2 separate regions of the Homo sapiens genome follow, and region 1 is linked to region 2. The links are chromatin loops, found by intact Hi-C in ENCODE. Cell type or tissue: PC-3. All regions are shown on one strand. Each heading gives the region's core, and the rest is flanking DNA. Links, peaks and the distances in the headings are about the cores only. Region 1 overlaps GTF2F2 (general transcription factor IIF subunit 2). Region 2 overlaps LOC107984596 (a long non-coding RNA gene).

Region 1 (8,337 bases), core at 133-8,132, 86 kb before region 2:
CTATTTCTCAATACCCCACAGCTACTTTTTTAGATTCCGGTCTCATTCCTGTTGCCTTTCTTAATTTGTATTAATCATGTCTTTCCTTTTTCTTACACTTTTAAAATACTTCTTGGATTTGGTACCAATGGGGCCTGGCTTTTCACTAACAGGCAATAAGCAACACCTTTTCCAGGTTAATAAAACAATATCATTATTCAACTGTTGGCTCTTGTTGGTTTTGTTTTGTTTTCTTTTTGTGACAGGGTCTTGACCTGTCACCCAGGCTAGAGTGCAGTGGCATGATGATGGCTTACTGCAGCCTTGACTTCCTGGGCTGAAGTGATCCTCCCACCTCAGCCTCTGGAGTGGCTGGGACCACAGGCGCTCATTACCTTATCTAGCTAACATTTATTTTTATTTTTGTAGAGACAGGGTCTCACTATGTTGCCCCAGCTGGTTTCGAACTCCTAGACTCAAGTGATCCTCCTGCCTTGGCCTCGCAAAGTGCTGAGATTACAGATATAAGCCACCGCACCAGGCCTTGTTTTAATTCCTATTCATACTTCCCCTAACTGAACAACTGAGCTCAAAAACCATTAGGTGAAGCCAAACAACATAGGTATCTTCTTCAGAGTGGGTTGGATAGGATGGTCATAGTCCAAATGGGGTGAAGAGGATGCCACTGGGGTGAAGCAGGCAAGCAGGGGCAAGGTATCAGAGCCCAGTCAGGTAAGGAGGGCATCGCTATAAAGGAGTGGCTCAGTAAGAAATGTGTCAGAGCCTGGCGGGTGAGAGCATCCACATATAGGAGGACAACCTGAAACAGGATGCTGGACCCTTAGTGGGGTAAGGAGGCATTCCTATGGAGGAGGGGAGAAACCTCAGAACAGGAATGAAAGCCTGAACAGGGTGAGGAGGGTGTCCCAGTGGAGGACAGCAAAAGTGGCAGCACACTGAGGGGAGCTACAGCCCAAGCAGGGTGAATAGGGTATTTGCACATGGAGTTGGGAACGGACTGAACAAGTAAGAACAGAGGCCCAAACAAATAAGTAACTATATTAAGGACAACAGGAACCAGGTTTCTCACTTTTGGAAAAGAAGCACAAGTAAGAAAAGGAAGAAAACTGGAACAAAGTATGTGGTATTTTATTGGAACTGGATATATTAGTGCAAACTCATTTCAATATATGTAAATATAGAAATACAGATGTAAAGAGGGATGTGTGTGGGGGAGGTATGTGTGTGTGTACATATGCTCCCTAGCTCTGTTCACTGAGAAGGCCTTGGAAGCAGCAAGAAGCATTTGGGGTATCCAGATCTTAGTTTCTAAATATCATTCTCCCCTAAAAGGAACCATGGCCAACCCCTTGGAGAAATGGCTAACTCCAGGGCTTAGGCAGAAATGTATAAGATGAGTCTAAAACATCTCTCTATGTCAAAAAAATAACAAGTGCTCAAAGAATGATGAAGACATGTCAAAAGGGCATAAATATTTTACTATTAATTTATCCTCATATATTAATCTTTCCATCACTCACCTATTACTTCCCTGGGATAAGTTCCTAGCAGTTGATGGAATGAAAGAAACAAAGAGAAATTTACAGAATTGCTGGATGAAAGGCATGAATTTTTTTTATTAATTTTTATAGCTTTCTCATTATCCCAGTCCCACTCTACTGGATGAGCTCATTTGTCTATCTCTCTAGATAATGGCATCATCGAGAACTGAATAAAATGCTTGAGCTGTGAGCTAACTGGCAGAGAAAACAGTGGGATTGTTATTCTATGTTGTTTTGAGCAGGAATATGTGTGCATGTTGTGTAAGTTATATACACACACATATATGTTGCCAGACTGCCTTTCAGAAAGTTTGTAACAAATTGAACTCCCGTCATCATATTATCAGTATAACACTGTTCTAAACTCAGTCAATTTTATAACAGAAAAATTGTGTCTCATTAATTTTTTGTTTCCATACTTTTTATTATTAGCGGGTCCCCACATGACCCAGAATGTTAAACATGTTTAGAAATAAAGCTAGAAATAAGCACTTTGGGAGGCCGAGGCGGGTGGATCACGAGGTCAGGAGATCGAGACCAACCTGGCTAACACAGTGAAACCCCGTCTCTACTAAAAATACAAAAAATTAGCCAGTCGTGGTGGCGGGCGCCTGTAGTCCCAGCTACTCGGGAGGCTGAGGCAGGAGAATGGCGTGAACCCAAGCCGAGATCGCGCCACTGCACTCCAGCCTGGGTGACTGAGTGAGACTCTGTCTCAAAAAAAAAAAAAAAAAAAAAGACCAAAAAAAGAAATAAAGCTAGAAATAAAAATCTCGGGGAGAAGCCATATTATTAGTACAGGCTACATGATTATCAATAAGATATAACATATATCAAACATTTGGACAACTGAAGTATTCTGAGGCAGGATGGTGATGTACAAAGAAGGTTGCCTTTAAAATTAAACAAGCTAAAGCAAAACTATAAACTAATTTTTTTTTTGAGACTGAGTTTTGCGCTTGTTGACCAAGCTGGAGTGCAATGGTGAGGTCTCCGCTCACTGAAACCTCTGCTTCCCCGGGTTCAAGCGATTCTCCTGCCTCAGCCTCCCGAGGAGCTGGGATTATAGCCACACACCAACACATCTGGCTAATTTTTGTATTTTTAGTAGAGACGGGGTTTCACCACGTTGGCCAGGCTGGTCTCGAACTCCTGACCTCAGGTGATCCACCTGCCTCAGCCTCCCAAAGTGTTAGGATTACAGGTGTGAGCCACCATGCCCAGACCAGCAAAACTATAAACTAATTAAAATGTGGCACACATCAGATGTCCAAAGATACAAAAATAATCCAGGTACATTGGTTTAGAAATATCATATAAATTGCTTGATAAAAATGGTCCAAATGTTACCAACTGTCAGAACAAGCTGTTACTCTCATCTTATTCACAACTGGACTCTCCTTTTTTCGAGTATTAAGACAGAACCAAATTCAGGAAGAGCTGCATTCCAGGCTGCACGTCTTTTCCCTCCTCTCTGCCTCTCCCAATCTCTCCACCCACAGCCCTGTCTTCTGGAATAAGCAGCCACGCCATACAGATCTCCTAGTTTCTGGCCTGCGACACACAGCAAGCTGCTGCTGAGCTTCGGAAGATGTGGTAGGGAGGGAAGGTCCTCCCACACCACATTAGACACAATGCAGTATCTACTATCTGGCCTGTGTAGTATGCGTGGTTACAACAGCAGGAGAACTCTTATTAACTACGTATTTTACATGCATTTGAACCTATGAGGTATTAATATCATCTCCTCAGATGAGGAAACAGAGTAAACAATTTACGCAAAGTCACATAGCTAGTAAGTGATAGGGTAAGGACTAAACCTCAGGCTAATTCCCAGGTCCATACTCATAACCAGTATGCCACACTGCCTTTCTAAAATCTTAGTTGTTTTCATTTTGTACCCAAATACACATTTTTTTAAACCACAGGTAACCTATAACCTATAACCTATAAACCTACATACTTAGAGGTTAATCTGCCTCTAGGAATCAGTAGTTGATTCTACATCTGTGAGTACAGTTTACCTGGTCTGCCCTACATCTTCTCTTAACAGCCCTAGACTTTCAAATGTTCCTTATAAGACATTAATTTTTTTTTCCAGCTTTCTGATTATCCTAGTCTCACTCCACTGAATGATCTTATTCATCCATGTCTCTCTTTAAGTGCAGCACTAAGAACTGAACATAATGTTTTCACTGTGAGCTGACTGGCAAAGTAAGGAGGAGGATTATCATTCCACTTCATTCTAAACAACAGACATCTATCAATGGAGCCTTTTGTTTATCGGCTCATAAATTTGATGACTCATATTAAGCTCAAAATCAACTAAAATCCTGATAACCTAGTCACATGCACTGTAAGACATTCCCCACCCATCCTACACTTGTTTAACAGTGAATTTAGTTAATTCAGTAACAGCAATGAAAACTAAGTAAATTAGTAAAGTAAACAAGACAGCCTGGAGAATACAGCCAGGAGACCAACTAGGCAACAAGCTGTTTTCAAGCATTTTCATAGCAGTCTTAGGGTACTAATTACTATAAGTCTGTTCTCATCACTAAAAGTATCTAGATCTTCTACAAGACTGATTATGTGTTACGTTAGGTAGAAAATCTGCTAGACCTGTTGCCTACATATAAAACATGCAAACACACACAATTTGCTCCTTATTTGTCTCTGATATTGGCATAGGTAAAAACCACTAGATTCCCTTTTAAGAAATTCTGAGGGCCAGACGTGGTGGCTCACGCCTGTAATCCTAGCACTTTGGGAGGCCAAGGCAGGCAGATCACTTGAGGTCAGGAGTTCAAGACCAGCCTGGCCAACATGGTGAAACCCTGTCTCTACTAAAAATAAAAAAAATTAGCTGGGCATGGTGGCAGGCGCCTATAATCCCAGCTACTCAGGAGGCTGAGGCACGAGAATTGCTTGAACTCAGGAGGCGGAGGTTGCAGTGAGCCGAGATCACGCCACTGCGCTCCAGCCTGGGCAACAGAGCCAGACTCCATCTCAAAAACAAAATGGTGGGCTTACTTTTTCTTCAACTGTGGTTGAGGAAACTGATTTGAATAAAATAATTTCAACTCACTTCTACTGAGGTTTTACTTTCAAAAGAATTCAAGACTAAAGTGAGAAAAACAAGGAATGTAAGTACTGGCCATGTACTCTAGGGAAGAGATCAAGATGCAACAAAGTAAACCAAAGCCTCAGAACTACATACAAGAGAGAACAACAAGGAAAGCAAAATCAGACTTCTGTGCTATGTTCTGAAGTTAGCAAAACTAAGCCTAAAGGGGTTAGAAAAATACCTTGCTCTGGTTAGTGGATTTAAAACATAACAATGTTTTAAAACTTTGTCCGTATTAAACACCCAAAATGATTTGTATGGAGAGTAATCTGGAGGCTTACATACCAAGCAGTTACCCATGGCCACCTCTAAAGCATGTGAATGGGGAAAACAGAGACCTTTTCATTTTGTAAAAATTTTAAAGGAAAAAAAACAAGAAAGTAGGTATTACTTATACACTAAAACACACACACACAGTATTTGTAAGGAACTTTGGTTGGATCCCTAGAGAAATCAAACAATGCCAGCTCATAAATCAGCCTAGTAATGCATAGAATAACTACCCACCGTCTTCACCCCTACCCCTACACACACATCTGCTAACACTTAGGACAACTATATTATCAAAACCAGGACACCCTGGAGAGTGGAAAAGGGGGCACTATTAATAATTGCATAGGGAAACACATAAACTGGGAGGGTTCCAGGCAAACCTGGAGGTTTAGCCACCCTATGTGGATTAGCAACTATGTGGACCATCTGCTTTAAACTAAGAAAGAAAAAGACCTTGAGATTTTCTACCAAGCAAGGATTCATAAGGAAAAATTGCAGCATGCCCATTATTGCTTATTTAGCATGCTATCTTTAATATTTTACTTTAGTGATCAAAGTGGTACTTGAGATTTACATGGGTTTCTCTCAGCCTTGTTTCCTTTCACTCTTTTTCCTGTAATATTTTCCCCCTCCTCCCAAAAAGAGATACTATATTTCTGAACCAGGTATTTTCTTTACATAGAGGTTTTCAGGAATGTATTATTCATGGGACATGAATATTACATGGAAGGAGAACATTTGAGTTTACAAATATTTTAACAAATGCTAAGCTATTTAATGTTTTATAAACATCCTATGGGTTGGGAAGGCATTATTATCCACATTTTACAAACAAGAAGTGTAAGGCCCAAAGCCAAACAACTATCAACAGCCATTCAGGACTAGAAGCCAGGTCTTGAGCTGTATTGTGAAGGCACTCCACAATACCATGAGGTTCATCATCTAAGTACTCTCTCCTTTAGCCTGCCTTTCTTCAGTGACATACATTCCTGAGATTTTATCTTGGTTGTGGCTCCCATTTCAGTAAAACCTAATATAAAAAACTCTGAAGTTCATTACAGAACAGTAGCTAATTATGTACATTACAAAGAACTTCACATTGAGGGAAAAAAAACCTGTACATTTCAATATTATTTTTCTCTTTCAATAAAAGTATGACAACTCATAAAAATGTGACACATCTACAACTTTCCAGGAATATGTTCATCTTATAAACTTAAATATACAAATAAATAACTATTTCCATATTATCTTAATGGATTCATATAAAAGCCCTGCAAAAAGGCAACTTTTAGGATAAGAAATCTAAAGTCAGAAGATTCAGTGACTTGTACAAAGTCTCACTCATAGTAAATGATTGAGTTAGAACTAGGACATGCTGGAGTTTTCTGACCAATAAAAGGCCAGAATACAAGCCTGACTCCACTATGAACATATACTCAATCATTCCTTGAGAAAACGAGATATTACAGTTGGCCCCCTATATCTGAGTGGTCAATATTCGTGGAGTCAACCAACTGCAGACTGAAAATATTTTAAACATCGGCTGGGCATGGTGGTTCATGCCTGTAACACCCACACTTTAGGGGCTGAGGAGGGAGGATCCCTTAAGCCCAGGAGTTTGAGACCAACCAAGGCAACACAGGGAGACTCTGCCTCTACGAGAAAAAAAAAAAAAAAATTAGCTGGGCATGGCAGTGCTTGCCTGTAGTCCTGGGAACAGAGTGAGACCCTGTTTCAAAAAAAAGAGAAAAACAAATAGTAACAACTATTTACATAGTTTTTACACTGTATTAGTTATAAGTAATCTAGAGATGCTTTAAAGTATACAGAAGGATGTGTGTAGGTTATACGTAAATACTGTGCCATTTTATATAAAGGACTTGAGCATGGTAGATTTTGGTATGGGAGATGGGGCATGCCAGACACCAATCTCCTGCAGGTACTGAGGGACAACTGTACTTGTCCCCACCTAACTTTAGAACACAGTGTCTACTATGCCAAGCATTGTTCTAGACAATGGAGATATAGTAATCATCAAGACAAAAATCCTGACCTGGTAGAGTTTATACTTTAGTAGGCGATATGAACAACACATAAACAAATATACAGTATGTCAGATGGGTATAGTAGAAGGAGAATAAATAACAACACAAAAGAACAGTGAATAATAAGAGGGTAAGGGAGATAGAGCCTGCAGGGTGCTATTTTACATATGGTGGCCAGAAAATACCTCAATGAGCTGAAATTGTGAACAGAGACCGAAAAGAAATGTGGGAGTAAGGCATGGGGATTATCTAAAGGAAGAGTGTTACAGAGAGAAAAAACAGAAGAATAGCAATTATTAAGTTTGAGATGCTTCTGAAACATCCGAGGACATCCGAGGACACAGTCCAAACATCAACAACACAGTCAGAATTACGAGCGTGGACAGAGAGAGAGGTGTGTAAATACATTTTTTGATTTTTACTTATTTTCAGTTGAAATGAACATTTATTGAGCCCATATTAAATGAGACACAGCTAAGAAATGCCCCTGCCCCATCCATGCACAATTCACATCACCCAACCCAGGATCAATGTCTTGCTGTTTCTCCTCAGCTGGGTACATCCTACATTTCACTAGTTTTCTACCATTATGCAATCTCCTATAGTGGAGTAACAGGCTTGTCTTAAAGCTCAGAATCTTCTTAGAAAGTAGTGGATAACAGTCATAGTCACAGCTAACTAAAAATTTGCTTTAACATGCGCTGAGATGGACTCATTGCTTCCTGTGAATCTGCTAAGCTTGTCTGTCACTCTAATGATGGGCTCTTTGGAATAAACAGCATTCATAATAATCTTCACTCGCGGCCGGGCACAGTGGCTACCGCCTGTAATCCCAGCACTTTAGGAGGCCAAAGCAGGTGGCTCACTTGAGGTCAGGAGTTCAAGACCAGCTTGGCCAACATGGCGAAACCCCGTCTCTACTAAAAATACAAAAATTAGTCAGGTATGCTGGCGCACATCTATAAGCCCAGCTACTCAGGAAGCTAAGGCAGGAGAATCGCTTGAACCCGGGAGGCAGAGGATACAGTGAGCTGAGATCACGCCACAGCACTCCAGCAAGGGCAACAGAGTGAGACATTGTCTCGAAAAATAATAATAATACTGATCTTCACTCACATCATAATCGTCACTCACAAGTTCTCTGAAATGGATTATAATCAGCTGTGGCCTCAGCAGCTTCTTCCACAAAGCTAGAGTTGGCTGACTCCACATCAGTAAAGAATTCCAGAGCCTGCGTGTTCTGTGGTTGGCTCTAGGTCCGTGGTCAAGTCTAGGTTAATGGTTAAATCTTGGTCTGTGGTTAACTCTAGATCAGCGGTCAATTCTAGTAGGTCAGTGGTTGATTCTG
Region 2 (8,337 bases), core at 77-8,076:
CATATGTTGCCCTGCTGGTCTCAAACTCCTGCACTCAAGCGATCCGCCCACCTCAGCCTCTCAAAGTGCTGGGATTACAGGAGTGATCCACCGTGCCTGGTCAAAAATAGCTTTAAAATATTATCCAAAAAGTGGAGACGACCCAATTGTCCATTAACAGTTGAATGGATAAATAAAATACAGTGTATGCCTACAATGGGATTTTATTCAGCCTTCTAGAGGAAAGCTATTGTGACACACAGTACAACATGAATAAACTTTGAGGACATTATGCTAAGTGACATAGCACAAAAAGACAAATACTGTGACTTCACTTGTATGCGGTACCTAGAGTGGTCAGTTTCACAGGGATAGGAAAGACTGGTGCTGACTAGCAGGTGGAGGGAGAGGGCGGTCAGTTATCGTTTAATGGGTACAGAGTTTCAGTTTTGCTAGATGAAAAGAGCTCTGTGGGTGGATGGTGGTGATGGTTGTACAACAATGTGAATGTGCTTAATACCCCTGAACTGTACATCTACAAATGATTAAGATGGTACAGTCTATGTGTATTTTACCCCAACTAAAATAATATTATCCAAAAACATGCATAACTTGTTGTTCACTATTTTTTCCTTCTACTAGGCATTCTGTGAGAATGGGATCTTGTCCGTCTTATTCCCTGGTATATGCCCCACATCTAGTACAGTGCCTAGCACATAACAATAGCTGTATAGATATTTGCCAAATGAATAAATCGTCCTAGGAGTGGGATTTGGGGGCAGAGGATGCTCCAGAAAAGCAATATCTCATATAATTAATTACCTAGGAAACTTTGGCAGGGGACTGCATAATTTGCTACTGATAATATTCAGTTACCATAGCGTTTGAGAATTTGTGAATGTATCTTTTGATTAACTACGAAAGAGAGGAAAAATAGGTATCATATTACAAACCTGTAGTTACATTGTTGATTACTTGGTCTCAGGCAGAAGAGGGCTTCTTTCTTTAAGCCTTTTAAAACAATGGGGATTTCTTTATTATATAATATTTATTGCATTTTTATATAGTAGCACAAATGTTTTACATTTTAGCCTGTAAGACTGACCTAAAATAAAACATTTCAGCCTTTTAATTTAATTATAGAAAATAGAAGCAAGAAAGGATGTAGCAGGGAAGAGGGGAAAATGAAGAATTGTAGGAAGCTAGGGAGAAAAAAAGGATAATGTGAAGGAATCAAGCCATTGCAATTGAAGACAATGTTGATTAAAATTAAACATGGCTTTTGACCCAGGAAGCTCATGCCTGGGAATCTATTCCACAGAGATGAAACCACTAGTTCACGTGGATGCTATTGCAGCATTATTTGTTGTGACAAAAAGCACAAAACAAAGCCCATGGCTGAATAATTTATGGCATATCAATATAATGAATTATTAATCAGCATCAGCCATTAAAAATAATGAAATAAATCTAAACCAATGGATTTAAATAGATGTTCATGAGGTATAGTTGAATGAGAAAAGGAAGATGCAGAAAAGTGTATATAATATGTTCTCACTTTTTTTTTTTTAATGGAGTCTCACTCCGATGCCCAGGATGGAGTGCAGTGGCACAAATTTTGCTCACTGCAACCTCCGCCTTCTGGGTTCATGCAATTCTCCTGCCTCAGCCTCCCAAGTAGCTGGGATTACAGGCATGCACCACCACACCTGGCTAATTTTTTGTACTTTTAGTAGAGACAGGGTTTCACCATGTCGGCCAGGCTGGTCTTGAACTCCTAACCTCAAGTGATTCACCCACCTCGACCTTCCAAAGTGCTGGGATTACAGGTGTGAGTCACCGTACCCAGCCACGTTCTCACTTTTATGAAGAAGAAAATGTCCAAACTCCCAATTTCTACACAAGATTTTGTAAGCATGGAGAAAAATACAGAAGTGTGCATACTTGGTTGGTGATCTGGCTTGTTGTGTGTGTTAGTGGAGCAATGGCTGCTGCTGGAGGGGAGAAAGGAGAAGAAGAGAAGGGGGAAATCAAGCAGAAAAAAAAAAGAGGAAGCATTGCGCCCAAATAGCCAATGATGTGCATCTATGTAAAATTATATGTGGCTGGGCGCGGTGGCTCACGCCTGTAATCCCAGCACTTTGGGAGGCCGAAGCAGGTGGATCACTTAAGGTCAGGAGTTTGATACCAGCCTGGCCAACATGGCAAAACCCCATCTCCACTAAAAATACAAAAATTAGCTGGGCATGGTGGTGCATGCCTGTAGTCCCAGCTACTTGGGAGGCTGAGGCAGGAGAATTGCTTGAACCCGGGAGGTGGAGGTTGCAGTGAGCCGGGTCGTGCCACTGCACTCCAGCCTGGGTGACAGAGTGAAATTCCATCTCAAAAACAAAACAAAACAAAACAAAACAAAAAACAAATAAAATTATATGTGAAACAGAAAAAAAAATAAGTTATGCAGAAAAGGCTAACTACTTGCTTCCTGATATCAGGAGGCTTCTCTTTAGCTTTGGTTTCACCAAACTTATAGCAGTGGGGTGGAACAGCCTTGAGTGATGCTGGCCTCCAAGAAAGATCAGGACTCTCCATCATGGTCAGCTTTCCTTTCTCCTGAGTGTGATGGGGCAGGGGTGAGGGCACGCTGGGAACCAAGTTACTTATTAATAATAATAGAAACAAAGGTGGTCCTGAGGACCTTATCAGAGACTCTCAGGGGTTTAAAAACATAGATGGAAATTGAGTGAGAAGGAAAAAGTATGGCAAACATACAACGTGGCTGGGTACAGTGGCTCACACCTGTAATCCCAGCACTTTGGAAGGTCGAGGTGGGTGAATCACTTGAGGTTAGGAGTTCAAGACCAGCCTGGCCGACATGGTGAAACCCTGTCTCTACTAAAAGTACAAAAAATTAGCCAGGTGTGGTGGTGCATGCCTGTAATCCCAGCTACTTGGGAGGCTGAGGCAGGAGAATTGCATGAATTGGAGGGCACCATATTCACTCTGGGATCTAGTACAGATCCAGGAAGTGAGCCCCACGTTCATCAAAGTGGTCTGCTATATGATCTGTGAAATGTTAAGATGTATTGTAACATGTATAATAGAGAAGAGGCCCATGGTGTGGAAAACATCATGTGGTGGTCATTCAGAGCTTGGATTCTGAGATCAAGTGGCTCTGGGTTCCAATCTGCATTTGCTAGATACAGGCTACTTTCATGAGACTCAGTACGGTGGCTTAAACAGGAAAGTCATGGCCAGGCATGGTGCCTCACACCTGTAATCCCAGCATTTTGGGATGCTGAGGCAGGTGGATCACTTGAGGCCAGGAGTTTGAGAGCAGCCTGGCCAACATGGCAAAACCCTATCTCTACTAAAAATACAAAACTTAGGCTGGGTGTGGTGGCTCACGCCTGTAATCCCAGCATTTTGGGAGGCTGAGGTGGGTGGATTGCCTGAGGTCAGGAGTTCGAGACCTGCCTGGCCAACATGGTAAAAACCCATCTCTACTAAAAATATGAAAAACTAGCCTGTGTGGTGGCAGGCACCTGTAATCCCAGCTACTCGGGAGGCTGAGGCAGGAGAATCACTTGTACCCAGGAGATGGAGGTTGCAGTGAGCTGAGATCGCGTCACTGCACTCCAGCCTCGGTGATGAGAAACTCCGTTTCAAAAAACAAAACAAAAAACAAAACTTAGTCTGGCATGGTGGCATGCGCCTGCAATCACAGCTACTTGGGAGGCTGAGGCAGGAGAATCGCTTGAACCTGGGAGGCAGAGGTTGCAGTGAGCCGAGATCACACCACTGCACTCTAGCCTGGGCAACAGAGACTCCGTCTCCAAACAACAATAACAACCACCACCACCACCAAACCAGGAAAGTCGTGCAGTTCTCAGGTTCACAATCCAGATAGTGAGTGGAGCTAGTCTGGTGGATTGATGGTGATGGACACCCAGGCTCCCTTTGTCCCTCTGCTGTCCTGTCCCTTATCAGTTCACCATTACATTTGCCTTCAGGCTGTTGAAGGGAGAAACAGAAAAAAGGAGGCTCCCCTCCTTTCCTTCTAAGTGCTACACTCAGAAGTTGAATGCAGTCATTGGCTAGATTCCAGTCACGAGGCCACACCTAGCTGCAAGGAAGGCTGGGAGATGGGGTTTCGGACAAGCAGCCACCCAGCCAAAACATCCATGACTGAGTAAGACAGGAGTTGGCCTTAATCCCCAAATCACACAACAATAGCCTTATAAGCCTAAGAAGGAGTGGCAGCATGAACTCTGAAAGCATGTAACAGGGAGCCCTGATCCAGCCACAGGGCTTGGGGTGAGGAGGTTTAGGGAACTGACTTTTTCCAGAGGAAATGATTTTGAGCGGAGATCTGACAGGTCACTGGATGAAGCAAAGAAGAGGGTTCCAGAAGGAGGAACACTGCACAAAGGCCCCAAAATGGGAAGGACAAGGCATGTTTGAGGAATTGAAAAAAGGCTTAATTTAAGGAGAAGCATAGATGGGGTTTCTTCCCAAGGAATGGAGCCTGGCTAGTGAAAGATATTCCAGCACGAGCACCAGCTCTCACAGATACCATTTGTTTTCTGTGGCTTGGAAACATCCCACGGTGGTTTGTCTGGCAGCCCAGAGAGAGCTGACATTGGTTTGAGAAGGTCTAATTATTCCTCGTCTAAGACTTGTGTAAATGAGTAAAGTCTTTGTGTGGGTTGCTTTAGAAGAATTTGGCAAAGTTGTGTGCCTCGTTTGTGTTATTTATAATTTTAAGAAAGCTTAGGAAACAGTTTTAGCATCTTGTCTATAATATATTGAAATGCAGTGGCTTTGAAAATCATTTGCCTTTTTGAATTAAAGGAACAGATCGGCAATTGAGTAATGGATCCACCCTGGGACGTGGGAGGTGAGAGCAAAAGTAGTTGTTGACTCATCTCCATGTATGTGTGGTAACACATGAAAATCAGTTTCATTACTTTATAGCTTCACCACCTATTAAAGCCCTGTAAAGTGTGAGTCACAGGAAACTTGAGGTACTGGAATTTGAGAGAGCCCAGTATAAAAATTCATGAAATCTTTCTGCACCACTTACTCTACTTTTAGTTATTGCAACTGGGTAATCGTTTTTTTAAATTTTAATGTGCTTCTCCTTCACTTTCCCAAGGACACAACCTGTACTTTAGCTGGCTCCAGGCGTCTGTCTGATTAGGGAACATGCACATCTGTTATGGGAGGAAAGCCGAGAGAAAGACTGGGTAATTTCGAATTTTTGGCACTCAAAACCAGGATCAGGCAGCTGGCTTTCATCTTGAAGGTGGATTTTGCACTTCAGCATCTTTATCACACTCAGAAACCGGGGCCTGGCTCAGTTTAGGAAAAGGCAGTGCAGCATAGAGAAGATACTCCTAAGGCGAGCTGCCAGAGAAGATGCAGAATGCCCAGTGAATTTTAGATAAACAATGAATAATTTGTTAGAATAAATATGTTCCAAATATTGCATGGAACATAATTACACTAAAAAATTTGCTGTTTATTTAAATATAACTGGGCATCTCGTATTTTTTTTTTTTTGATAGGGAGTCTCACTCTGTTGCCCAGGCTAGAGCGCAGTGGCGCGATCTCAGCTCACTGCAGCTTCCATCTCCTGGGTTCAAGCAATTCTCGTGCCTTAGCCTCCCAAGTAGCTGGGACCACAGGTGTGTGCCACCATGCCTGGCTAATTTTTTGTGTTTTTAGTAGAGATGGGGTTTCATCACATTGGCCAGGTTGGTCTCGAACTCCTGAGCTCAAGCAACCTGCCTGCCTTGGCCTCCCGAAGTGCTGGGATTACAGACGTGAGCCACTGTGCCTGACCTGTATTTTTATTTGTAAACCTGGCATTCCCACCCCTTAAGGCTAGGACAGCTAGATAAGTACCACTCTATCTATAGTGGGAAAATAAACCAGGAGGGAAGAGTAGAGTGTGCTAGTCATACTGACAGGCCAACCTTGAAAGCCCCTTTCTCTATTTGAGCAGAACCCATTCCCACTAGAGAATCAGAAAGTACCAGATCTTGCTTTTCCAGCTCCTTGAGCACAACTGAAGGCACAGGCCAGTCAGGGACATCTTCCCTAACCCTGATTGATGAGAAATCAGGGGTTTGGAAGAAGCAGGTGCGGTACAGAGCAGATGATGGCAGTGACCGTAGCCGCATTATTGATCCCGTGTTGTCAGTGGTGGAACTTGTGGGGTCCAGCACAGAAGTGTTTCTAAGGCTTTCTTGTGGGCAATTGTTCCTGGCTGCAGAGCCTCAGTGCCTGGCTCTGGGCCTCTCAGGTTCCTGCAAGCCATCCAATATCCTTCTGATAAATTCCTTTGCTCCTTAAGTCCAGCAGCGTCGGTTCTGTTCCTTGCACCTAAAAACTGAGTGATAAATGAAATAAAAGCCTTTTGAGGTGTGAGGAACTGTGGAGAGAACAAGAGGAGTGAGATGGGAAAACAGAGTGGGCAGAAACGTGCCTGGAGAGCAGGTAGTATACAGTAAATCAGGGGAGGATAGGGGCCTTCTTACAGGATGCCCCTGTACCATTCTGCACTCACAGAGCCACTTGGGGAGGTTGCAGCCAGTTTTGATTCATAAGGACCAGTTTCCATGCTGATTGTATGGTGCTTGTACTTTACTGGCTTTTAAGTATTTCGAATGACTCCCGGGTGCACCCATTTCATCTTGGACAGTCTCTGAGAGTTAGTTGTTTAAAGCCTCCCTTGATGCCAGTATGTTACAGATAAAATCTAGAGTTTAGCTGAGGAGATTGACATAATGGAGGAGCAGTAGTTCCACAGCAAAGAACTGTGCAGTGAACAGCACTCAAGCCAGGGTTGAATGGGAAACACAGACAGACTTGACTGTGTTAGGGGACCCAGTAAGTGTTCATAGTCCAGGCAGCACCCCTGGGCCAGGTCAAGCTAAGTTAGACTAGGATAGCCATGGAATTTCAGCCTCAAATGCCAGCCCTGCCAGGGGCACTATGAAGGAAAGAGATGCTGCCTATGTTCTTGAAGTCCCCAACTCTTTTTGGCCATCATGAGGTTATAAAAACCATAATCTTCCATGCTCCCTTAGGGAGAGAAGCAGAGGGCAAGGTGGGCATAAGACACACACATGGACATAGGTGACCTACATGGATGGCCAAATTATTGTATTAAATATTTAGTCACTTCTGTGGCCCATGCCTGTAATCTCAATACTTTGGGAGGGTGAAGTGGGAGGATCTCTTGAGGCCAGGAGTTCAAGACCAGCCTACGTCACATAATGAGACCTCTGTCTCTACAAAATTTTAAAGCTAATTAGCTGGGTGTAGTGGCACGAGCCTGTGGTCCAGCTGTTTGGGAGGCTGAGGTGGGAGGATTGATTAAGCCCAGGAGTTTGAGGCTGCAGTGAGCTATGATCAAAACACTGCACTCCATCCTAGGTGACAGAGCAAGACCCTGTCTCAAAAAAAAAAAAAAAAAAAGAAAAGAAAAAAATAGTTTACTTTCTGCACACCTGAATAATGACATGTATTAACCTTGGTGACCCTGCTTTCTCCACTTCTGAACCCACACCTTGTGCCCCAGCCATCATTCTCCAGACCCTGTACACGTTGCCTGTGGGGCTCATGAAGCCGATGTTCTCATGTGGAGTTCGGGATGGTGGCTCAGCTGCTGCTGCTTGTGACCTGGGAAAATCAATGGTTTCCAAGGTGCCTCAGCGTTGGAGCCTATGTCCTCCTTTTCATTCTGTTCCCTCGCTGTGGAACTCTCTCTTCTACACTTGAGAAAACCCATTAGCCCCTCAAGAGCCAGACCAAATGTCATGACTGAGAAATTTCTTAAGACCTGCCTTCCCTTTCTAGACAGAATTGATTGCAGCCCTCTTTCCCTGCCCTTTGCATTTGAAGGCTGTGTGGCTGTCTGCCTTGCTGGGCCAGGAGCATATAGAGGACAGAGACCACATGGTTTTCATTGTTCCACCCAGCTTCCAACATTGACCCAGCAAAGAGCTGGGCCCTGACAAATGTCAGCTGAGCTAATTGAATGAGTATCCTCCTTTGTCTTCTATTTACCTACCCAGTCTCATATTGAAATGGCCTTTAATTGTATTTGCCTTTGATCTAAATACTGGTAAGTGTTCATTCCTATCCATTTATTACAGCATTTAGTGCAATAGCTTGTGCGTCATAAGTGTGCACATGGTGGTTGATTTAATTGGATGTCTTGGTTTAATGCCTCCATTCACAGGATGTGACTTTGAAGAGACCTTAGAAATCATCTAGTACTAGCCAGGCACGGTGGCTCACGCCTGTAATCCCAGCACTTTGGGAGGCCGAGGTGGGTGGATCACCTGA

What was found. Peaks named below come from ENCODE experiments on the same cell type or tissue, not always from the same donor. Only the 100,000 strongest peaks of a DNase experiment are listed, where the experiment ranks them.
Region 1: a loop joins it to region 2, with 2.7 times the contacts of the local background. A loop is called at or near these places in 2 of 110 quality-filtered maps.

The regions. Positions count from the first base shown.
Region 1 is chr13:45,138,400-45,146,736 of GRCh38, reverse strand. The region is part of intron 2 of GTF2F2 (general transcription factor IIF subunit 2); the gene reads right to left. Among named protein-coding and RNA genes, the nearest start is that of GTF2F2, 22 kb to the right of the region's middle. In PC-3, for the core only: no CTCF peak of the experiment used is centred there; no DNase peak of the experiment used is centred there; H3K4me3 peaks cover 388 bases; H3K27ac peaks cover 1,405 bases.
Region 2 is chr13:45,052,319-45,060,655 of GRCh38, reverse strand. LOC107984596 (a long non-coding RNA gene) reads right to left here. Exons shown (of 3, transcript XR_001749861.1): 2 at 6,018-6,373; 3 at 933-990. Among named protein-coding and RNA genes, the nearest start is that of GTF2F2, 64 kb to the left of the region's middle. RefSeq lists enhancers at 3,948-4,242, 3,972-5,171. In PC-3, for the core only: no CTCF peak of the experiment used is centred there; DNase peaks (open chromatin) are centred at 4,185 and 4,915; H3K4me3 peaks cover 1,226 bases; H3K27ac peaks cover 2,971 bases.